2 separate regions of the Homo sapiens genome follow, and region 1 is linked to region 2. The links are chromatin loops, found by intact Hi-C in ENCODE. Cell type or tissue: mammary epithelial cell. All regions are shown on one strand. Each heading gives the region's core, and the rest is flanking DNA. Links, peaks and the distances in the headings are about the cores only. Region 1 has its middle 14 kb from the start of LGALS16. Region 2 overlaps MED29 (mediator complex subunit 29).

Region 1 (14,727 bases), core at 4,954-12,953, 270 kb after region 2:
GTTTCATGTAAGCAATTTGTTTTGTGAAGGGACACAAATCCAACCAGATTTTAACAGTGTATAAATATGTATGTATTAATTTAATTACAATGACAATACTCTCAACTCCCCATTTGAATAAAGGAGAGCATCTGATCTCTGTTCTGGGGCACCGTGCACTATAGGTGTGTGGAAATACAGATGCCCTCAGCTGTGGGGTAGGCTCAGTGGGACCTGGAGTGCTGGAGCCCCTGGGCCATTCACCTCTGGCTACAAAAGTCATTGTCTATTTATCCCCAGCTGCTATAGAAATATTATTTTCAGTGGCTGTCATGATGCAAAAGAAAAGAAGCATGGAGATTTATTAAACCTTTACATATAAGTTATGTTAGTAAATAAAGTGAACTTTCTTCTGGCTTAACTAAAAAATCTATAGTAGTATTTATGCCTTTTGGAAAATAGAGATGGCAATTTAAATATTATGAAGCAAAGCAACTGATTATCAGGTAAGACAACCAACTACAACTGCAGAATTGTAGAGGTTATGGGTTAAATGTATAAGAATATTTCATAGCAATAATCTTTTAAGACTATGCAAGAGACTCCACAGTGGAGTAGAAATTAGAACAGAATTAATAATACTGTGTATGCTCTCAGTTCACCAATTTATCAAAACTAGCTTTATGATGCAGGAGGGTGTCTGCCCTTTTGCAATTGGAAGAAAAGAAAGAATATTTCATTTTTCGACTCTTTAGATTTTCTTCACTAACAGTATTTCCACAGCTAAGTAAGGGATTTGCAAGTAGCATCAAGAGAAAAAAGCAGGCTTGAGCAGCTTTTAAAATATGGTCTTAAAATATGGAAATTGGAGCCATGTGTGGTGGCTCACACTTGTAATCCCAGCACTTTGGGAGCCTGAGGTGGGAGGATTGCTTGAGGTCAAAAGTTTGAGACCAGCCTAGGCAGCATAGCAAGATCCCCATCGTTACAAAAAATAATAATTTTTTAAAAAATCAGCTGGATGTGGTGGTGCATGCCTTAGAGTCCTAGTTACTTGGGCGGCTGAGGTAGGAGGAGCTCTTGAGCCCAAGAGTTCAAGTCTGCAGTGAGCTACAATTGCACCACTGTACTCTAGCCTGGGAAACAAAGTGAGACTCTCTCTCTCTCTCTCTCTCTCTCTCTCTCTCTCTCTCTCTCTATATATATATATATATATATATATATATATATATACACATACACACACACACACACATACATACATATATATGTATGTATATATACACATATATATGTATGTATATATACACATATATATGTATGTATATATACACATATATATGTATGTATATATACACATATATATGTATGTATATATATACATACATATACATACATATATATGTGGAAAAGGGAAGGGGCCAAGAATGTCAAAGACATTATTAAAGAAAAGGAAAGATTTCTCCTGCCAAATATCAGAAGTTTTATAAAGCTACAGCAATTAAGATAGTGTGGTCTTCATTGATAAACTGACCAATGAAACAGAATAGAGAGCTCCCAAACAAATCTCCACAAATTTAATATTTGATATGTGATGCAGGTGACATGGCAGATCAGCAAAGAAAGAAAGGACTTTTCAATACATAGGAAAGAAAAATAATGGTTACTGATATAGGAAACAAAATGAAATTATATTCCTTCTTCGCTCTATATACAAACATTAAATTCCAGATGGACCAAAGACTTATGTGTCAGAAACAAAACTTTAAAACTTTTAGTAGAAAATGTAAGTGAATGAGACACAAAAAGCCATTTAACCATTAAAAAAGATTAGATGTTTTGACTATCACAAAATTGAGAACTTTTTACATCAAAAAGTGAAAAGATAAGCTGGGCATGGTGTCTCAAGCCTGTAATCCCAACAGTAGATCACCTGAGGTCAGGAGTTTGACACCAGGCTGGCCAACATGGTGAAACCCTGTCTCCACTGAAAATATAAGAAATTAGCCAGGCATTGGTGGCAGACACTAGCAATCCCAGCTACTTGGGAAGCTGATGCACGAGAATCTTCTGAACCCGGGAGGTGGAGGTTACAGTGAGCCACTGCACTCCAGCCTGAATGGCAGAGTGAGACTCTGTCTCAAAAAAAAAGTAAAAATTAAAAAATAAAAGTAAAAAAGTGAAAAGATAAACTATAAACTAGAAGAAGATATTTGCAGTACCTAAAACCTATGAAAGATTAATATCAAATCAACAAAGTATAAGGAGTTCCTATGAATTAATTTTAAAAATAGCATCCCAAAAGAAAATTGGGAAAAGACATTAATAGGGATTTCACAAAAGAGAATGCCCCCAAAACATAAAAATTTTCTCATCCTCATTAGTAATCAAGAAAATGCACAAGATACTACATATCTATTCGCTCCACAAATATTAAGAAGTTTGACAATACCAAATGTATTAGTCGACATTCACGCTGCTGATAAAGACATAACTGAGACTGGGAAGAAAAAGAGGCTTAATGGATTTATGGTTCCACATGGCCAAGGAGGCCTCAGAGTCATAGCAGTGGATGAAAGGCACTTCTTACATGGCAGTGGCAAGAGAATATGAGAAGGAAGCAAAAGACGAAACCCCTGATAAACCCATCAGATCCTGTGAGACTTATTCACTATAACAAGAATAGCATGGGAAAGACCAGCCCAAGGGATTCAACTACCTCCCCCTGGGTCCCTCCCTTAACACATGGGAATTCTGAGAGATACAATTGAAGCTGAGATGTGGGTAGGTACATAGCCAAACCATATTAATCTGCTCCTGGCCCCTCCAAATCTCATGTCCTCACATTTCAAAACCTATCATGCCTTCCCAACAGTCCCCCAAAGTCTTAACTCATTTCAGCATTAACCCAAATGTCTGCTGTCCAAAGTCTCATCTGATAAAAGGCAAGTCTCTTCTGCCTATGAGCCTGTAAAATCCAAAGCAAGCTAGTTACTTCCTAGATACAATGGGGGTACAGGTAATTGAGTAAATACAGCTGTTCCAAATGGGAGAAATTGGCCAAAACAAAGGGGTTACAGGCCCCATGCAAGTCCTAAATCCAGCCAGGTAGTCAAATTTTAAAGCCCCAAAATGATCTCCTTTGACTCCATGTTTCACATCAAGGTCATGCTGATGCAAGAGGTGGACTCCCATGGCCTTGTGTAGTTCTGCCCCTGTAGCTTTGCAGGGTATAGCCCACCTCCTGGCTGTTTTCATGGGCTGATGTTGAGTGTCTGAAGCTTTTCCAGGCTCATGGTGCAAGGTATCTGGGGTCTGGAGGACAGTGTCCCTCTTCTCACAGCTCCACTAGGAAGTGCTCCAGTAGGGACTCTGTGTAGGGGCTCTGATCCTTCCACATTTCCCTTCCACATGGCCCTAGCAGAGGTTCTCCATGAGAGCCCCACCCCTGTAGCAAACTTCTGCTTGGACATCCAGGCGTTTTCATACATCCTCTGAAATCTAGGTGGAGGTTTCCAAATCTCAATTCTTGACTTCTGTGCAGTTGCAGGCTCAACACCAGGTGGAAGCTGCCAAGGCTTGGTGCTTGCACTCTCAAAGCCATGGCCTGAGTTCTATGTTGGCCCCTTTCAGCCATGGCTGGAGTGGCTGAAACACAGAGCACCAAGGCCCTAGGCTACACACAGCACAGTGATCCTGGGCCCGGCCCACAAAACCATTTTTTCCTTGTAGGCCTCTGGGCCTGTGATGGGAGGGGCTGCTGTGATGATCTCTGACATGCCCTGTAGACACTTTCCCCATTGTCTTGGGGATTAACATTCAGCTTCTCACTACTTATGTGAATTTCTTCAGGCAGCTTGAATTTATCCTCAGAAAATGGCATTTTCTTTTCTATCACATTGTCAGGCTGCAAATTTTCCAAACTTGTATGCTCTGCTTCCTTTATAAAACTGAATGTCTTTAACATCATCTGAGTCTCCTCTTGAATACTTTACTGCTTAGAAATTTCTTCCACCAGATACCCTGAATCATCTCTCTCAAGTTCAGTGTTCCACAGATCTCTAGGGCAGGGGCAAAATGCTGCCACTCTTTTTGCTAAAACATAATGAGAGTCACCTTTGCTCCTGTTCCCAACAAGTTCCTCATCTCCGTCTGAGACCACCTTAGCCTGGACCTTATTGTTCATAACACTATCAGCATTTTGTCAATGCCATTCAACAAGTCTCTATGAGGTTCCAAATTTTCCCACATTTTCCAGTCTTCTTCTGAGTCCTCCAAACTGTTCCAACCTCTGCCTGTTACCAAGTTTCAAAGTCGCTTCCACATTTTTGGGTATCTTTTCAGCAGCACCCCACTTCACTGGTACCATATTACTGTATTAGTCCATTTTCACACTGCTGATAAAGACAAATTCAAGTCTGAGAAGAAAAAGGGGTTTAATTGGATTTACGGTTCCACATGGTGTGGGAGGCTTCAGAGTCACGGCAGGAGGCAAAAGGCACTTCTTATATGGCAGCAGCAAGAGAAAATGAGGAGGAAGCCAAAGCAGAAACCCCTGATAAACCCATCAGATCTCATGAGACTTATTCACTATCATGAGAATAGCACAGGAAAGACTGGCCCCCATGATTCAGTGACCTCACCCTGGGTCCCTCCCACAACATGTGGGAATTCTGGGAGATAGAATTCAAGCTGAGGTTTGGTTGGGGATACAGCCAAACCATATCAACAAATATGGAGAGACTGTGGATCAACAAGATCATCTCGAATTAATACAGGAGGTGAGAGTTTAAATTAGAACAACCACTTTGGAAAATAATTTGGATTATCTTATAAAAATGAGCATTCTTCCAGGAGCTGGTTTTTTGAAAGGATCAACAAAATTGATAGACCGCTAGCAAGACTAATAAAGAAGAAAAGAGAGAAGAATCAAATAGACGCAATAAAAAATGATAAAGGAGATATCACCACCGATCCCATAGAAATACAAACTGCCATCAGAGAATACTACAAACACCTCTACTCAAATGAACTAGAAAATCTAGAAGAAATGGATAAATTCCTCGACACATACACCCTCCCAAGACTAAAACAGGAAGAAGTTGAATCTCTGTATAGACCAATAACAGGCTCTGAAATTGAGGCAATAATCAATAGCTTACCAACCAAAAAAAGTCCAGGACCAGATGGATTCACAGCTGAATTCTACCAGAGGTACAAGGAGGAACTGGTACCATTCCTTCTGAAATTATTCCAATCAATAGAAAAAGAGGGAATCCTCCCAAACTCATTTTATGAGGCCAGCATCATCCTGATACCAAAGCCTGGCAGAGACACAACCAAAAAAGAGAATTTTAGACCAATATCCTTGATGAACATTGATGCAAAAATCCTCAATAAAATACTGACAAACCGAATCCAGCAGCACATCAAAAAGCTTATCCACCATGATCAAGTGGGCTTCATCCCTGGGATGTAAGGCTGGTTCAATATATGCAAATCAATAAATGTAATCCAGCATATAAACAGAACCAAAGACTAAAACCACATGATTATCTCAATAGAAGCAGAAAAGGCCTTTGACAAAATTCAACAACCCTTCATGCTAAAAACTCTCAATAAATTAGGTATTGATGGGATGTATCTCAAAGTAATAAGAGCTATCTATGACAAACCCACAGCCAATATCATACTGAATGGGCAAAAACTGAAAGCATTCCCTTTGAAAACTGGCACAAGACAGGGATGCCCTCTCTCACCACTCCTATTCAACATAGTGTTGGAAGTTCTGGCCAGGGCAATTAGGCAGGAGAAGGAAATAAAGGGTATTCAATTAGGAAAAGAGGAAGTCAAATTGTCCCTCTTTGCAGATGACATGATAGTATATCTAGAAAACCCCATTGTCTCAGCCCAAAATCTCCTTAAGCTGATAAGCAACTTCAGCAAAGTCTCAGGATACAAAATCAATGTACAAAAATCACAAGCATTCTTATACACCAATAACAGACAAACAGAGAGCCAAATCATGAGTGAACTCCCATTCATGATTGCTTCAAAGAGAATAAAATACCTAGGAATCCAACTTACAAGGGACGTGAAGGACCTCTTCAAGGAGAACTACAAACCACTGCTCAATGAAATAAAAGAGGATACAAACAAATGGAAGAACATTCCATGCTCATGGGTAGGAAGAATCAATATCGTGAAAATGGCCATACTGCCCAAGGTAATTTACAGATTCAATGCCATCCCCATCAAGCTACCAATGACTTTCTTCACAGAATTGGAAAAAACTACTTTCAAGTTCATATGGAACCAAAAGAGAGCCCGCATCGCCAAGTCAATCCTAAGCCAAAAGAATAAAGCTGAAGGCATCATGCTACCTGACTTCAAACTATACTACAAGGCTACAGTAACCAAAACAGCATAATACTGGTACCAAAACAGCATAATACTGGTACCAAAACAGAGATATAGATCAATGGAACAGAACAGAGCCCTCAGAAATAACGCCACATATCTACAACTATCTGATCTTTGACAAACCTGAGAAAAACAAGCAATGGGGAAAGGATTCCCTATTTAATAAATGGTGCTGGGGAAATTGGCTAGCCATATGTAGAAAGCTGAAACTGGATCCCTTCCTTACACCTTAAACAAAAATTAATTCAAGATGGATTAAAGACTTAAACGTTAGACCTAAAACCATAAAAACCCTAGAAGAAAACCTAGGCATTACCATTCAGGACATAGGCATGGGCAAGGACTTCATGTCTAAAACACCAAAAGCAATGGCAACAAAAGCCAAAATTGACAAATGGATCTAATTAAACTAAAGAGCTTCTGCACAGCAAAAGAAACTACCGTCAGAGTGAACAGGCAACCTACAAAATGGGAGAAAATTTTTGCAACCTACTCATCTGACAAAGGGCTAATATCCAGAATCTACAATGAACTCCAACAAATTTACAAGAAAAAAACAAACAACCCCATCAAAAAGTGGGCAAAGGACATGAACAGACACTTCTCAAAAGAAGACATTTATGCAGCCAAAAAACACATGAAAAAATGCTCACCATCACTGGCCATCAGAGAAATGCAAATCAAAACCACAATGAGATACCATCTTATACCAGTTAGAATGGCAATCATTAAAAAGTCAGGAAACAACAGGTGCTGGAGAGGATGTGGAGAAATAGGAACACTTTTACACTGTTGGTGGGACTGTAAACTAGTTCAACCATTGTGGAAGTCAGTGTGGCAATTCCTCAGAGATCTAGAACTAGAAATACCATTTGACCCAACCATCCCATTACTGGGTATATACCCAAAGGACTATAAATCATGCTGCTATAAAGACACATGCACACGTATGTTTATTGTGGCACTATTCACAATAGCAAAGACTTGTAACCAAGCCAAATGTCCAACGTTGATAGACTGGATTAAGAAAATGTGGCACATATACACCATGGAGTACTATGCAGCCATAAAAAATGATGAGTTCATGTCCTTTGTAGGGACATGGATGAAATTGGAAATCATCATTCTCAGTAAACTATCGCAAGAACAAAAAACCAAACACTGCATATTCTCACTCATAGGTGGGAATTGAACAATGAGAACACATGGACACAGGAAGGGGAACATCACACTCTGGGGACTGTTGTGGGGTGGGGGAAGGGGGGAGGGATAGCTTTAGGAGATATACCTAATGCTAAATGATGAGTTAATGGGTGCAGCACACCAGCATGGCACATGTATACATATGTAACTAACCTGCACATTGTGCACATGTACCCTAAAACTTAAAGTATAATAATAATTTTTTAAAAAAGAAAATGACATAAGAAAAAAAAAAAAGAAAAAACAGATAAAGTGCACTTTGTCTGTATTTACAGCCCATAATCAAGAAATCATTGCCCAATCTCATGTCATGATGATATCTGCCTGTCATTATCATTTCTCCTATCATTATCATTGAAGGTCTTACGTTTACTCATTGATACATTTTGAGTTCACTATTGTATATGTTATAAGCTAAGGGACCAGTATGTGTAAGTCCAGTTTTCCCAGCATCACGTGTTGAGAAGTCTGTCCTTTTCCAATGCGATGGTCGTAGCCCATTGTGGACTCTCAGGTGACCCTCTGTGAGTGTTTCTAGGCTCTCTATTCTACTCCTTTGATTTCTATGCCTCTCCTTAAGCCAGCACCACACTGTCATGATATTATAGCTTTTTAAAGAGGTCAAACATTGGCCACAATAAAATATGCACTTCCAAAGCCATTTTTAGGTATTATATATCATGGATTAGGCTCTTTTTTTTTATTCTCAGGACCTACATGGACACTATTTCTCATCCTTGTGATACAGGAGTTATTAAGAAATAATTTTTAGGTAGATAGTAAGGGTAAAAGTTCTTGGTGGAAATTTTCCTGTAATAAGAAACAACCCCCAAACCATCTCTTTTCTAACAGAAAAGGTGGCTTGAAGGGCCAGGAGAGCAAGCTTTGATATGCAAATACTGGGTCATTAGAAACGAGGTTCACTCAATGTGGTGATTCCTGCCATCTTTTCCTTGTCACCAGGTGTACCAAGTGTCATGGCCACTTTCAGATAACACCATGTGTTCGAAACATCATGGCAACCCGCATTTGCATATTAAAGGGCTAAGATGGGAGGGCCAGATTTTTCACAGGCTACAGAAATTACACACCTGGTCAAACCAATCCCCTGGGCCCTATGGAAACCAGAAGCCGCCTCCTCCAGCATCCCAATATAAGCAATCACTTTTCCACCACACATGGTTTTTATGTGTGTGTGTGTGATAGGTTTTTATTTATTATTATACTTTAAGTTCTAGGGTACATGTGCACAACGTGCAGGTTTGTTACATATGTATACATGTGCCATGTTGGTGTGCTGCACCCATTAACTCGTCATTTACATTAGGTATTTCTCTTAATGCTTTCCCTCCCCCCATCATTCTGAGCAAACTATCGCAGGGACAGAAAACCAAACACCGCATGTTCTCACTCGTAGGTGGGAATTGAACAATGAGAACACTTGGACACAGGGTGGGGAGCATGGGGGGTTTTTTGTTCGAATCCCCCTCTCTCTGTCTCTGTACGGGGGAGCTGTTTTCTTCCTTCCTTCTTTCTTGCCTATGAAACTTTTCACCCCTTAAAACCACTCCACATGTGTCCATGTTGTTAATCTTATCAGCACGAGACCAAGGACCCTGGTTCCCTCCAGTCATCGGAGCCATATCTTTTAGGTGCATTGGCCAGGAATGGGAATTCATTCATCAGACTGGTGAGTATGGAGCAAATCTCAACTTTAAATCTGTCTTTTAATCTCTAGGCTCTCTTCCAGCTATCCTGCCACCAAACTTTCTTTCTCTCTCTACCCGCGGTCTCTTACTGTCTCTCTCACTGTGTCTAATGTGCAGGAATCTTTACAGTTCAGGGAAACAGGTCTGTTAGAGAAGATCATGAATCAAGGCAGGCAGTAACTCAATAAACGTCTGTCTCTCTAAGGTTTCGCTGGTGAGCACATGGTATTTCTAAGCCAAAACCGCCACCTGGTGGAAATAAAAATCCTCTTCATGAGACACTTGGTTCTCTGTGGTACGTTGCAGCTTCACAATTTCTCCATTTTGCACTTTTTTACTGCTACTTCTGTGGACGGGAAACTCTGGTTTCAACCATTAGGAGTAAGATGTCTTCCACAGCCAGATTTTAGTCCCAATATTGTCCCATCAGTAGGAAAACTGCCATTCGGTTCCTACACTCTTTTAAGGCACCTATTCTGTCTCCAATTAAGACAGTACTTAATTGGTAAGGGGATATTAAGTTTAGAAGTTAACCAGAACAGTTTTTTTTAAAGGGTAAATGCATTAGCACGGGTCATAATAGCAGGCAATCTAGCACATTGCCTCCATTAAAGGAGCCTTGCCCAGAGGTGACACAGTCTCCCCGGAGATCCGTTTTCAGGGAGCCAGGCAAACTGCACATGTTTAGGAAATCAAAGGTAAATCACACAAGGCAGATAAGCTAAGACTGCATGGGTAAGCACGGGTAGCCCCATCACTTAGTTCATCCAGCTCTATGGCTTGGAGGACCACACCTACAGCCATGGGTGGCACATTTAACATGGTGCCGGGATCCAGAAACCAGGGAGGGGAAGTAATCAGAGGATGCTCCCTGTCTGCTCCTCCACTCTGGGTCATACCAAAAGGAAGGAGACTAAGAAGATGCTTTGTATTCTTTCTTCTTTTTCTAAATGGATAATAAATTATCTTTAGGTTGCACCCCTCTGGAGTGCACTCTGAAACACTGAAACTTCCTTAATCTCAAAACTGTAAAGAGAAAAGCAATTTATTTTCTTTTGCACAAGGACATGGCATTTTTACTAAATGGGAGGGAAGCGGTTCTCATAAACAACCCTAACTAAAACTTCAATAGCTCAGGAAATGATAGGAAAAGGAAGTACTTTTTAATACTCACTATAAAAGGCCTAGAGGAAACCAGGGCCAAACCTCTCAGTTACTCTAAGCTGTCTATAATGAACCAAAAGCCAGATAATAATTCTGTAGCCTTTATGGAAAGGCCAAGAGAGGCACTAATAGAGTACATCTCCTTATCCCCTAATTCAATGGAGGAACAGCTCATTTTGAAGGAGAAGTTTATTACAAAAGCAGCTCCTGATATTAAAACTAAAAAAGCAAGCTTAGGACAAAATACCACCTTAGAGAACCTCCTGCAAGTGGCGACTTTGGTCTTTTATAATAGGGACAAGGAGGAGTCCCAACAAAAGCGGGGGAATCTCAAGAGAAGGACAGAGGCTCCAGCAGCAGCTTTGCAAGCTTGTAAAGTCCAGAATCCCCAAGGTACATCCACTAGTTGCTATTGGCATGGCAGCCCAGAGCATTTTTAAAAGGAATGCCCAGGCAGCAAGATGAAGCAAACTCAACCCTATCCAGGCTGTGGCAAAAACCACTGGAAACAGAACTACCCCCAGAGGCAGAGGTCACTGGGTTCAAAATCAGCCTCACAGATGGTCCAGCAGGAATGATGGGTCCAAGGGCTCCAACATTGGCTCCAGTGACTCAAACTGCCATAGAGCACAGGAGTCCTAGAGGATTCTGGAAATTTACAAAAGGAAAGTAAACCTCCTTCTAAGCACTAGAGCCAGTCTCTCTCTTTTCTCCTCTCTAATCCAGGCCTCCGCTCTTCTCATAGCACAACTGTAAAGGGCATCTCGGGAAAAACTCTAATCCAATATTTTTTTCAACCTTAGCTGTAGTTAGAAAGACCTATTTACACGTGCTTCCAAGTCATTGTCATAATAGCTCTACTAGTCAAAAAAGCCTCCAAGTTAACCCTAGGAAATAATTCAACTGTTTACAGCCCACATAATGTGGCAGGATCACTGACCTCTAAGGGGAGCTCTTAGCTAGTAAACAGCCAGTAAAGCAAGAAGTACATAAGGCAGGATGAGCAGTAGTCACTGCCCCAAACACAAGCACTCAATTAGCTGAGCTAATAGCTCTTACAAGAGCACTTAAATTAAGCCAGAGAAAGATAGCTAACATTTCTACTAACTCCAAGTATGCTTTCCTAATTGTCCATGCTCATGCTGCTATTTAAAAGGAAAGGCATTTTCTTACCACTAATGAATCTCCCATAAAATATCACCAGGAAATTAATAGGTTATTATCCTCAGTTTTTCTTCCACAAGAAATAGCAGGATGCATTGTAGGGAACATCAAAAGAAAATAAATAAGGTAAGCAAAGGAAATAAATTAACTGGTCAGCCAGCTAAGACAGAGGCAAGGAAGTCTCAGGGCATTAACACAACTAGTGAAAGCCCAAGTCCAGGAACTAAAACCATCTTTATTTAATCCAGGAAATTTAGTATTAGTGAAAAATCTCATCTCTCTCCTTCCCTAAGCCAAGCTGGGAAGGGCCCTCCACTGTTCTTCTTTCAACCCTCTCAGTAGTAAAATTTACAGGAATCAACTCCTGAATACATCACACTAAAGTCAAAGCTTAAAAAGCTGGGGGAGCAACCCCTAACAGTCCAGAGAAACATCCAGAATGTCCATGTGGAAAAGCAGAAAATGTTAAGCTAAAAATCACAAAAATTAAGTAACTGAGTAAGGTCTACCCATCTTACTCAGTCCCACATTTACCTCAACATATACTTGTTGTCATTTCTGCCCTTTCCTGTCAAAATTTGCCACCAAATATTAAAACTTCTTTTTAATGTATAATTGCAGAAAATTTTAATGATAAATGAAATTGCACTTGGAACTCCGTAAATCCCCAAAGGGAAATGTTATATCTTGACAAGTAAAGTTTTAAACAAATGTTTTTTACTATCCCACTCTTGTGGGAATTGTTATAGTTATGCTACTATTTGTGATAAAACTATACACTGTGGCACCCACAATGTGGAATTCTGGTTGTAAAATTCTAATTCGTGCTCCTATGAGAATCTAATGCTGGGGCTTATCTGACAGGAGGCCACTCACGCAGTAATGCTTACCCACTGCTCACCTCCTGCTTTGTGGCTTCTTTCCTAACAGGCCACGGATTGTTACTGCTCTATGGCTTGAGGGTTGGGGACCCCTGCTCTAGGGTGTATCTCTTTCAGGGTTCCAACTAAAAGCCTAACTCTCTCTCCCACTTGGCAGACAACAACCTATAATTTTTGTATCTTCAGATCCACAAGACTGATAGAAGTTCTACTCTGCCACCACCTAAGAATCAACTTCTAATTTATGATACTATTTTAATTTCCCCAATTGTACAAAAGCATGTCCTTTATAGCTGTTTTAAAATCCATTATCCAATCAGGTTTCATGCACTTTGGTGCTATACTTCTTTGGTCTCTTTTAATCTAGAACATTCTCCCTGCCTTGTTATGACATTTTTTGATGCTTTTTGAATTTTTGTCATATATAAGGCTCCAAAAATGAAAATGAGCTTGGTGGTATGAGGAATTGAAAAGAGGTCAGTATATCAGGCATTTCTTGCACCACGTGTTATCCTCTCAGCCCCACCTCTTCATCCAGCCATTGCTAAGGTGACCAGGTCCAGACAGTTGTTCACTAGCTTCATGCAGGTACACACTGACAGTGCCTCTCCTTAGTATCTATCTTTCCAGTACCTTCCTCTTTCCAGCACTGGGCTTCTTTGAGATGGTAGAATAGGACTTTTGCAGAAATCCTCTCAGCACCCATGCATTTGCAAACCAAAGTTGTGGGAGACTTAATGCCAACAGGATGACTTTTTAACAACTGGGGATGGGGGCAGATGGATAAATACTTCCTTTCATCTTCTGGGCAGAGAGTACTAAGAAACATTTCTTATTTGGTCGGGGTGAGGGTGAAAACCAAGCTTATGCCAGAAAAAGTCATAGAAAGCAGCTGGACCCTCATACTGGGAACCTAAATCTCTTATTGGGCAGATCACTGTAAAGATCCATTGCTGGTAAGTGAAGTAGTGATTACCCATGGCATACTAAGTATCACAATTACTAAGTATTGCTTGGTATTACAATTACGAGTTCACAATGACTAAGCATAGTCGCCTGTGTGTTCTTGGCAGGAAGTGCTGAGAGAAGGTGAAGCACTGGACTCCAGAAGCTGTGGCACTAGAATGGTAGGGGTACAATGGGAATCATAGGATTCTGGAAGTATTTGGTTTGGTTTTAACTGCATTGGAATTATTTTTACAAAAAGAAAGAAAGAGCTGGGCTCAGTGGCTCACGCCTGTAATCCCAGGCTGAGGCTGGTGGATCATGAGGTCAGGAGTTCAAGACCAGCCTGATCAACATGGCAAAACCCTATTTCTACTAAAAATACAGAAATTGGCTGGGCGCAGTGGCTCATGCCTGTAATCCCAGCACTTTGGGAGGCCGAGGTGGGCGGATCACGAGGTCAGGAGATCGAGACCATCCTGGCTAACACAGTGAAACCCTGTCTCTATTAAAAATACAAAAAATTAGCTGGGTGTGGTGGCAGGTGCTTGTAGTCCCAGCTACTTGGGAGGCTGAGGGAGGAGAATGGCATGAACCCAGGAGGCAGAGGTTGCAGTGAGCCAAGATCACACCACTGCACTCCAGCCTGAGTGACAGAGTGAGACTGTGTCTCAAAAAAAAAAATAATAATACAGAAATTAGCCAGGCATGGTGGCAGGTGCCCGTAGTCCCAGCTACTCAAGAGGCTGAAGCAGGAGAATCGCTTGAGCTCAGGAGGAGGTGGAGGTTGCAGTGAGTCAAGGTCACACCACTTAATCCAGCCTGGGCAACAGAGCGAGAATCCATCTAAAAAAAAAAAAAAAAAAGAATGAATGAATGAATGAAAAAAGGAGAGGGACTTATTCATGCTCACCAACTACCAATTAAAGGCACACTTTGAACACTAGATGTTCCTGATGATAGCATTTAAAGAAACCCTCACATCCTGCAAGCACAGGGAAGAGAGTGCTGAGTGCTGAAACCCATATGTAGGATCTAATTTCTAAAAACATGGCATAACTGCAAAGGAAACTGGTGGCATGGTCTTAACAAATGCCAGATTACAAAGTGAATGCTCTGATAGTTGGATAACTCAGCTTCCTAATATCATAACTTGCTTTAAAAAACTACAGTAATCAAAATGCATTCATACCAGCTTAAAGATAAGCCTATAGACCAGTGGAACAGAATTGAGAGTCAAAATAAATCTAAACATCCAT
Region 2 (9,291 bases), core at 1-8,000:
ACCCAGGCTGGAGTGCAGTGGCACGATCTAGGCTCACTGCAATCTCCTCCTCCCAGTTTCAAGCGATTCTGGTGCCTCAGCCTCCCAAGTAACTGGGACTATAGGCATACCACGCCTGGCTAATTTTTGTATTTTTAGTAGAGATGGGGTTTCACCATTTTGGCCAGGCTGGTCTTGAACTCCTGGCCTCAAGTGATCCACCCGCCTCAGTCTCCTAAAGTGCTAGGATTACAAGCATGAGCCACTGCACCCGGCCTTTTTTTTTTTTTTTTTTTTTTTTTTGAGACAGAGTCTCACTCTGTCGCCAGGCTAGAGTACAGTGGCGCGACTTCAGCTCACTGCAACCTTGGCCTCCCAGGTTCAAGCGATTCTCTTGCCTCAGCCTCCTGAGTAGCTGGGACTACAGGCACGCACCACCACGCCCAGCAAATTTTTGTATTTTTAGTAGAGATGGGGTTTCACCATGTTGGCCAGGATGGTCTTGATCTCTTGACCTTGTGATCCACCCACCTCACCCTCCCAAAGTGCTGGGATTACAGGCGTGAGCTACCACACCCGGCTTTTTTTTTTTTTCCTCCAAGTCAGAGTCTCACTGTGTCGCCCGGGCTGGACTGCAGTGGCACAGTCTCGGCTCACTGCAGCCTCTACTTCCTGGGCTGAAGTGATCCTCCCACCTCAAAGTAGCTGGGACTACAGGCATGCACTGCCATGCCTGGCTAATTTTTGTATTTTTTGTAGAGACGGGGTTTTGCCATGTTGCTCAGGCCAGTCTTGAACTCCTGGGGTCAAGCAATTCACCCACCTCAGCCTCCCAAGCGCTGGGATTACAGACCGCTGTGCCGGGCCTGGCCTGGGTTTTGAAGGAAAAGTGGGAGGTTGAGAAGCTTGGTAGTGTCAGAACCATGTTCCAAACAGAGGGAATAACATTTGCTTTAAATTTGTTTTAGGAACATCAAGTAATTCATTCTGGCTGAGGTGTGGTAGGCATAGGGCTTGTTGGATTTTGAATATAATCCTAAGGGCACTGGGGAAGCATGGAGGGTTTCAAGCAGGGAAGAATATGGACCTATCTGCTTTTTAGGAATATACCTCTGGCTGACAAATGAGGGGAGGTTGAACCCTGGAGGCAGGAGCCCAAGGGCGCAGCCATGGCAGGATCCAAGGACGCCTGGACTGGGCTCCACCAGGGCGGGGTCGTGAGGAAATGGGGAAGACTGGGGGAACTTGAGAGGCTTCGTGTGCAGGGCTTTGTATATGGGCCACAGGACCGGTGTGCTGGAAGGAGATAAAGTTTCTAGGATGAGGCCCAGGACTCTGGTTTATAATGGAGGACTGTCACTGGGCCCGGTGATTCATGCCTGTAATCCCAGCACTTTGGGAGGCCGAGGCAGGCGGATCACAAGGTCAGGAGATCGAGACCATCCTGGCTAACACGATGAAACCCCGTCTCTACTAAAAATACAAAAATTAGCCGGGCGTGGTGGCAGGCGCCTGCAGTCCCAGCTACTAGGGAGGCTGAGGCAGGAGAATGGCATGAACCCGGGAGGCAGAGCTTGCAGTGAGCCGAGATCGCACCACTGCACTCCAGCCTGGGTGACAGAGCGAGACTCCGTCTCAAAAAAAAAAAAGGAGGACTGTCCCCGAAACAGGGACCTAGGAGAAGCAGTTTTGGGGAGTACAAGGGCCCTACAAATGTCAGGGGGAGGCCAGCGACAGTGTGGGCGCCATTAGTGCAGAGGTGGAAACTGAGTGGTGTGCGTGGGTGTGACAGCCCTGGGAGGGCTTGAACAGTGAGAGAAGACAGGGCCTAGGAATGGCTGCACTTACGTCTTAGGTAGTGTAAGAAGTACCTAGAGCTGGTCAGGCGCGGTGGCTTGTGCCTGTAACTCCAGCATTTTGGGAGCCTGAGGCGGGCAGATCACAAGGTCAGGAGTTCAAGACCAGCCTGGCCAACATGGCAAAACCCTGTCTCTACTAAAAATACAAAAATTAGCCAGGCATGGTGGCGTGCACCTGAAATCCCAGCTACTTGGATGAGACAAGAGAATCTCTTGAACCCGGGAGGTGGAGGTTGCAGTGAACCAAGATGGCGCCACTGCACTCCAGCCTGGGTAACAGAGCGAGACTGTCTCCAAAAAAAAAGGGGCCGGGCACAAGTGGCTCATGCCTGTAATCCCAACACTTTGGGATGCCAAGGCGGGTAGATCACGAGGTTAGGAGTTCGAGACCAGCCTGGCCAATATGGTGAAATCCCGTCTCTACTAAAAATACAAAAATTAGCCAGGCTTGGTGGCATGCACCTGAAGTGCCAGCTCCTCTGGAGGCTGAGGCAGAAGAATCACTTGAACCCAGGAGGCAGAGGTTGCAGTGAGCCAAGATCGTGCTACTGCACTCCAGCCTGGGCAACAGAGCGAGATTCCACCTCAAAAGAAAAAAAAAAAAGCCTGGGCGCGGTGGCTCATGCCTGTAATTCCAGCACTTTGGGAGGCTGAGGCGGGTCGGTCACCTGAGGTCATGAGTTTGAGACCAGCATGGCCAATGTGGTGAAACCTTGTCTCTACTAAAAATAAAAAAAAAATTAGCCGGGTGTGGTGGCGGGTGCCTGTAATCCCAGCTACTCGGGAGGCTGAGGCAGGAGAATCACTTGAACCTGGGAGGCGGAGGTTGCAGTGAGCTGAGATCGTGCCATTGCACTCCAGCCTGGGCAACAAAACCGAAACTCCATCTCAAAAAAAAAAAAGAAAGTAGTACCTAGAGCAGCCAGAGAAGCAGGCAGAAAACCAGGGGTGAGATGCCACTGCCAACACCAGGCCTGGAGCCAGGGCAGTAACAATGATAGTAGCTAACAGTTCTTGGCACTTTAAACAGTGTGCCAGGACCCGTGCCTGTGTCTCATACACCTGCTCTCACTGTTCTCACCTTATGAGGTAGGAAGAGGTGGTTATTAAACCCGTTTTCCAAAGGAGGAAACTGAGGCTCAGAGAAGAGTAGCCGCCATGCCCCCAGGTTCCCCAGCAAATGACTGGCAGGGCCAACCTCTGACTCTAAGACCTGGGAAATCCAGAGGCCAAGCCGACAACCCCCAGCTGGCCCTTGGGGTGGGGTAGAATGACCTCGGGTGGAGCTGATGCTGTCCCCTTGCCTGCCTGTCCACAGCGCCTGGCGCATGAGTGCCTGTCACAGAGTTGTGACAGTGCCAAGCACTCTCCAACGTTGGTGCCCACAGCCACCAAGCCCGACGCAGTGCAGCCTGACAGCCTCCCCTACCCACAGTACCTGGCGGTCATCAAAGCCCAGATTTCCTGTGCCAAGGACATTCACACCGCCCTGCTGGACTGTGCCAACAAGGTCACGGGCAAGACACCCGCACCACCTGCTGGCCCTGGGGGCACTCTGTGAAGTGGGGGACAGGGAGTGGGGCAGGCAGTGGTTGGTGGGTGGTGTGCAAAGGGAATGAAGAGCGTCCTGGGCCTAAACACAGCAGCCTCCTCTCTTCCTGCCTGAGCACCGCAGCGGGAGCCAGCAGGGGGCAGCAGAGGCCAACAGGGAGCTCGCAGGCCGGGCCCCTGCGTCCCTGCCCCTTCTTCCTGCTCCCCCTCCTAGCCTAGGGTAGACTTTGAACTGTGTGTGTTGATGACTTCTCTGTTCCACAGGCCCTCCCCCATTCTTGCCTGGGTGTGGAGCCCTGGCTGTCCCCTCTCCCTCAGTCCTTCCTGACTGTCTCCAGCTGGGAGGTGGTCTCTGTGTGCCACTCCTCTGTGTCTCTATTACAGTTGTGTCTCTCTCATCCTGTCTCTTTTTCCCTTGTTTCTCTGTTCCTGTTAATGTGTTTCTCCCCATGGTCCTATTTCTCTCACTCTGACCTCTCTCTCTTAGTCCCCTTTAGCTGTCTTCTATCCCCAGCTCCTAACTGGGACTCTGTGTCTATGCAGGGGGCCAGCACCCCTGGGTTATCTGGGGCTAAGGGAAGGGACTTCATTTCCAGGGGCCACAGCCAAGCCCAGAGTCCCCCAGCGGCTCGCATGTCAGCCCAGACCCCAGGGTCCTTGGCCTAGGAGAGGAGCAGTGGAGGGGCCCAGGCTCTGAGCTCCACAGGTCTGAGCAGGGAGCAACTCAGGCCCCCACCCAAGCCTGCGTCAGCGGAACTTGAGTGAGGGGCGTTGTGCAATTTGTGGCAAGGCTGGCCCAGCTGGATGCCTGGGTCCCAGTATTTTTAGCCCCAAAGGAGAAGTGAAAAGGCCCCAGCCGGGGTGAATCATCAGTCCTGGGGAAGAACCCAGGCGCCTGAGCCCCAGCTCCGGGAAGCAGGCACTGGGGAGGGGGCTTCAAGGAGGGAGTGCCCCCTCAGACTCCCTGCTTCCCTGGAAGCTTCAGGAAGCTCAGCCTCAGCCTTCAGGCCTGAGCAAGTGCAGGGCGGAGCTACCAGCCCAGGCTCAGATGTTGGGGTGTGAAAGCCTCAAGTGACTCAGCCTGGTTGGAGAACTGCCCCACCCAGTATCTTCTGTGCCATGGTTCCCACATTCGCACTCCATGGCCTCCTGTCCTGGACCCCACGTCTGCAAGGAAACCCTAGGACCATGGATACCTCTGTGATTCACGCTGAGCCCAAGTCCCCACACTGGAAAACTGGGAAATGGCCAGCTGTGTGTCCCAGGAAATTCCTCCCCTTATTCTTCCTTGAAGTGCCCGAGCATGTAGGGCAAGAAGGAAGGCTGAAGCGCTGTCCCTAGGAGGAATTTCTCCTTCAGGGGAGCCTCAGTTTTGCCCATTTATCTAATTGAATCAGTTTTTTACCCAATCCCCCGATTTTGTAGGATAATCTCCCTTATCTAAAGTCAACTGATTATGGACTTTAATCACATCTACAAAACACTTCCATGGCGACAGCTAGATGAGTGTTTGAATAACTGGGACTGTAGCCCGTCCAAGTTGACACATAAAACTGACCATCGGGCCGGGGGCGGTGGCTCACGCCTGTAATCCCAACACTTTGGGAGCCCGAGGCGGGCGGATCACAAGGTCAGGAGTTCGAGACCAGCCTGGCCAACACGGTGAAACCCCGACTCTACTAAAAATACAAAAAATTAGCCGGGTGTGGTGGCACACACCTGTAGTCCCAGCTACTCGGGAGGCTGAGGCAGGAGAATCGTTTGAACCTGGGAGGCAGAGGTTGCAGTGAGCCAAGATCACACTATTGCACTCCAGCCTGGGCGACAGGGCAAGACTCTGTCTCAAAAAAAATAAAAAACTGACCATCTAGTCCTTGTCATCTGGGCACCCTCACACATCTCCTTAACCACACTTAATCTCCAAATAAGTACGATAACATAGTCATAGTCCCACCCAACATGATGCAGTTATCTTGCATACAACTGAAGACAACTAACCCTTTCCCCAACAGAGCCCACCAGCAGTGGTGGAGATGTCGGTCCATGAGCGCACACACAAGACTGAGGGACTGTCGGCCCTCCCAGGTGGTGTCAACACAACATCACACACAGGTGGGGGGGCCTGATAGCCCAGCACCCATGATACAGGGCCTACCAATGCTTAAAACCACACCCAGGGAGCCCACAGAGGCACTCAGTGGGTGGTGGGGTGATGGATACACATCTATCAGGCACAGGGCGGAGGTGGGCACCACTGAGTTGCACTCAGCAAACACATTGGGTATCTTGTGCCCAAGGCCTGTATTTGTGGAGCTGATGTTCTAGTGAGAGACAGTAAATGTGACAAAAGTAAAATATATCAGATGGTGAGAAAACAGAAAAATGAGATCAGAAGTGGAGATGTTGGGGCCAGGCACAGTGGCCCAGGCCTGTAATCCCATCACTTTGGGAGGTGCAGGCAGGCAGATGGCTTGAGCCCAGGAATTCAAGACCAGTCCGAGCAACATAGCAAAAGCCCTTATCTGCAAAAAATTCAAAAATTAGCCAGGTGTGGTGGTGCGTGCCCAGGTTCCCAGGTACTCGGAGGCTGAGAGGTGGGAGGATGCCTTGAGCTTGAGAGGTTGAAGCTGCAGTGAGCTGTGATCGCACCACTGCACTCCAGCTTGGTTCATGGAGACCCTGTTTTTTTAAAAAAAGAAGTGGAGGTGTTTACACCAGCAAAATACTCATTTTTTAAGTGTAATTAAGTTGAAGATCAAAAAATGGAAATGTATAATTAAATCATACTTAGCAAATCTAACACATGAAATGTAACATCTGCATATGGAGAATCGTGTTACTTTATTGAAAAACATTAAAAGTTTGAGAACTTAAGTTGGATTGTGGTTTCGTGAGCATTCATTATGGTTTATATATGTTCCATGTATTTATTATTAAATAGATGACAAGGGTTTTCTTATTCTTGTTTATATATGTTTGAGACCAGTCTCACTCTGTCGCCCAGGCTGGAGTGCAGTGACGCCATCTCGGCTCACTGCAACCTCCGCCTCCTGGGTTCACGTGATTCTGCTGCCTCAGCCTCCCAACTAGCTGGGATTACAGGCGTGCATCACCACACCTGGCTAATTTTTGTATTTTTAGTAGAGACGGGGTTTCACCATGTTGGCCAGGCTGGTCTTGAGCTTCTGACCTCAAGTGATCTGCCCGCCTCGGTCTCCCAAAGTGCTGGGATTACAGGCACAGGCACGAGCCACTGCAGTGGGCCTTTTAATTTTTGTTTTAATCCTTGACAGAGGTCAAGGAAGGCCTCACTGAGAAGGCGATATTAGAGCAGCCCCGAAGGAGAGGGAATGAGCTTGGGGACATCCACACATCCAGGCAAGAGTGCTCCAGACAGAGGGAACTGCAAGTGCCAGGGACCTGGGACAGGAATGTGCTGGGATTTATGGAACACATAAAAAGGAGGCTTGGGCACAATGAGGGAGCAGGGATAGGAGAGGAAATCCAGACAGGTCACAGAGGGCCTTGGTGAGGACTTGGGTTTGCTAGGTAACTAAACCCAGAGGGAGACTACACAGTCTGGTGCACACTGCATGCTCCAGGGACGGGGTGTACGTGAGGTGCACAGCCACCACAAAACAGACCGTGGGGACTCCAGCACACAGCATGTCTGCCCCACTGCAGAGCTAACCCACCATCCTACAATCATGGTGCCCCCAGGGACCCCATCCCATTGACAGTCCCACAAACATACTTTCAGGGAGCAACCCAGCCACATGAATACACAAACAACCCTCTAACCACCACTTTACCAGATAAGCTATCTCTCACCCCATCGCAGACTTTGCCCATCACAGGCTGACTCAGCCCTGTCCTTAGCCCAGCACTATCAGAAGCAGCCTCATCGGCGCTGCCCCAGCTTCTCAGGTACTCATGTCTGCACGTCTGCTCTGCCCACAGAGGCCGACACAAGAACAGTGACATGGAGGGGGGAGCTCGCCAGCTACTCTCCCCATCACGCAGGCTGTAGACGTCAGAAACCAAAGTTCATCGGTTTCTCTGCCTTGTGACTCGGGCCACAGGAACTGCATTCAGACGCCGGCCTGCTGTGGTCTGCACATGCAGTCTCAGACACCCACGACAAAGGACGTGGACATATGTGAACACTTCACACACCCAGGGACTACACACACTGAGCCACAAAGGCCTTGCACACGGCCACAGCTGCAGAGTCACAGATGCTGACACAGCTTCAAATGTGTGTGCCGGGTGTGGTGGCACGTGCCTTTAGTCCCAACTACCTGGGAGGCTGAAGTGGAAGGATCGATTCAGCCTGGGAGGTCGAGGCTGCACTCCAGCCTGGGCAACAGAGCGAGACCCTGTCTCAAAGCAACACACACACACAAAGTTGTGTGTGCACACAGCCTCAGTCACAGGGGAGGGCAGTCATTCCCTCACCCAGGCACCTGCGCGGAGTTACACACACTTAGTCACTGCAGATCCCACAGTGGCTCAGAGCTACGCACAGATATGCAGGTGGGGATGAAAATCTCATGTTCTTAAGAATGCCGCCTCAGAGACAAATTGCAGTACAGTTACAACAGAGCATCCACCCCACACCCAGAGATGGCCAAAGTACACACGGTACAGTCGATCACACAGGCGGTTTCACACATTGATTCACACAGCCAAGTCATGCGGGATTGTATGCACACAGCCTTCTCACAGGAAACTGGGCACACTCGTGTCCCTCACGTTCCCCCACTGCATACCCAGGCACACAGGCTCTCGCAGCCCCAGATGCCAAGGCGCACACCTTTGCACCCGCAAGCACACATACTGTTCACACAACCGGGTACACATGACGGCTAGCCCAGGCCCGCCGCCCACGCAGTCGCAGGCCAGGGTACACACGGCCAGCGCCGCCCTTGGCCACGCCCGCTCAGGCCCAGGCAATCGCGCCAGGCGCACACACGGCGCGAGCACACGTGCCGCGGGTACACGATCCCCAGCTCGCCCGCGCACTCGGCCAGCTCTCACACCCCCGCGTTTCCCGTCCCCGCTTGTTTTTCTGGAAACTCTGCTCTCCCCTCCCCTCCCCCTAGGCCGGAAGTGTTGGCTGTATTTTTAGCCTCTCTGGTTTCCGCCCCTTTCCTTCTTTCCCCGCCCGCCCAGGACTGGCCCCAGCGCCCCGCGGGGGGACCCCGGCCATCCCCTTCCCCACCGTCATTCCAGAGGGGATTCCCGGCCGCCGCTGGGGCCGCGGATTTTCCCGCTGGCTACGTAGGGAGCAGGGAGGAGTCCTGCCATGAACTTCCTTCTGGCCTGGGACGCCCGAGATCTGAGGGGAGGGCTGAGGGCCTGGTCTCCTGGATCTGATCGAGGACAGGCTGGGGGTCTCCCGGGTCTGAGGGAGGAGGAGTTAGGGGCCTGAACCGCTGGATCTGAGGGAGGAGGAGATGGGGGCCTGGACCCCTGGGTCTGAGGGAGGAGGGGCTGGGGTCTCGGGGGACCTGAGGATCTGAGGGAGGAGGGGCTGGAGGCCTGGACCCCTGGGTCTGAGGGAGGGGGGGTTGGGAGTCTCCCGGGTCTGAAGGAGGAGGAGTTAGGGGCCTGGACCCCTGGATCTGAGGGAGGAGGAGCTGGGGGCCTGGACCCCTGGTTCCGAGGGAGGAGGGGCTGGGGGCCTGGACCCCTGGATCCGAGGGAGGGGGGTGCTGGGGGCCTGGAGTCCTGGGTCTGAGGGAGGAGGGGCTGGGGACCCAGGGCCCTGGGTTACTGCGAGGGAGGAGGGACTGAGGCCTTGGCTCCTGGGTCCCCCAGGTCTGTGGGTTTGGGGAGGTGGAGGACCAGTCCTTCTGCGAGCAAAGCATCCCCCTCCTTTGAGAGTGGCCCTATCCCA

Evidence for each region. A loop is a pair of places that touch in the nucleus more often than their neighbours do. Peaks named below come from ENCODE experiments on the same cell type or tissue, not always from the same donor. Only the 100,000 strongest peaks of a DNase experiment are listed, where the experiment ranks them.
Region 1: it touches region 2 in a loop (8-fold over the local background); 3 of 110 quality-filtered maps call a loop at or near these places.

What each region holds. Positions count from the first base shown.
Region 1 is chr19:39,662,613-39,677,339 of GRCh38, forward strand. No RefSeq gene overlaps it. Among named protein-coding and RNA genes, the nearest start is that of LGALS16, 14 kb to the left of the region's middle. In mammary epithelial cell, for the core only: CTCF peaks have their summits at 9,572 (motif pointing left) and 11,433; no DNase peak of the experiment used is centred there.
Region 2 is chr19:39,394,301-39,403,591 of GRCh38, forward strand. MED29 (mediator complex subunit 29) reads left to right here. Exons shown (of 4, transcript NM_017592.4): 4 at 3,157-6,341. The coding sequence ends at 3,399. Among named protein-coding and RNA genes, the nearest start is that of MED29, 7.6 kb to the left of the region's middle. RefSeq lists enhancers at 4,021-4,070, 7,523-7,742, 9,003-9,291. In mammary epithelial cell, for the core only: a CTCF peak has its summit at 3,531 (motif pointing right); DNase peaks (open chromatin) are centred at 3,541, 4,441 and 7,951; H3K27ac peaks cover 2,910 bases.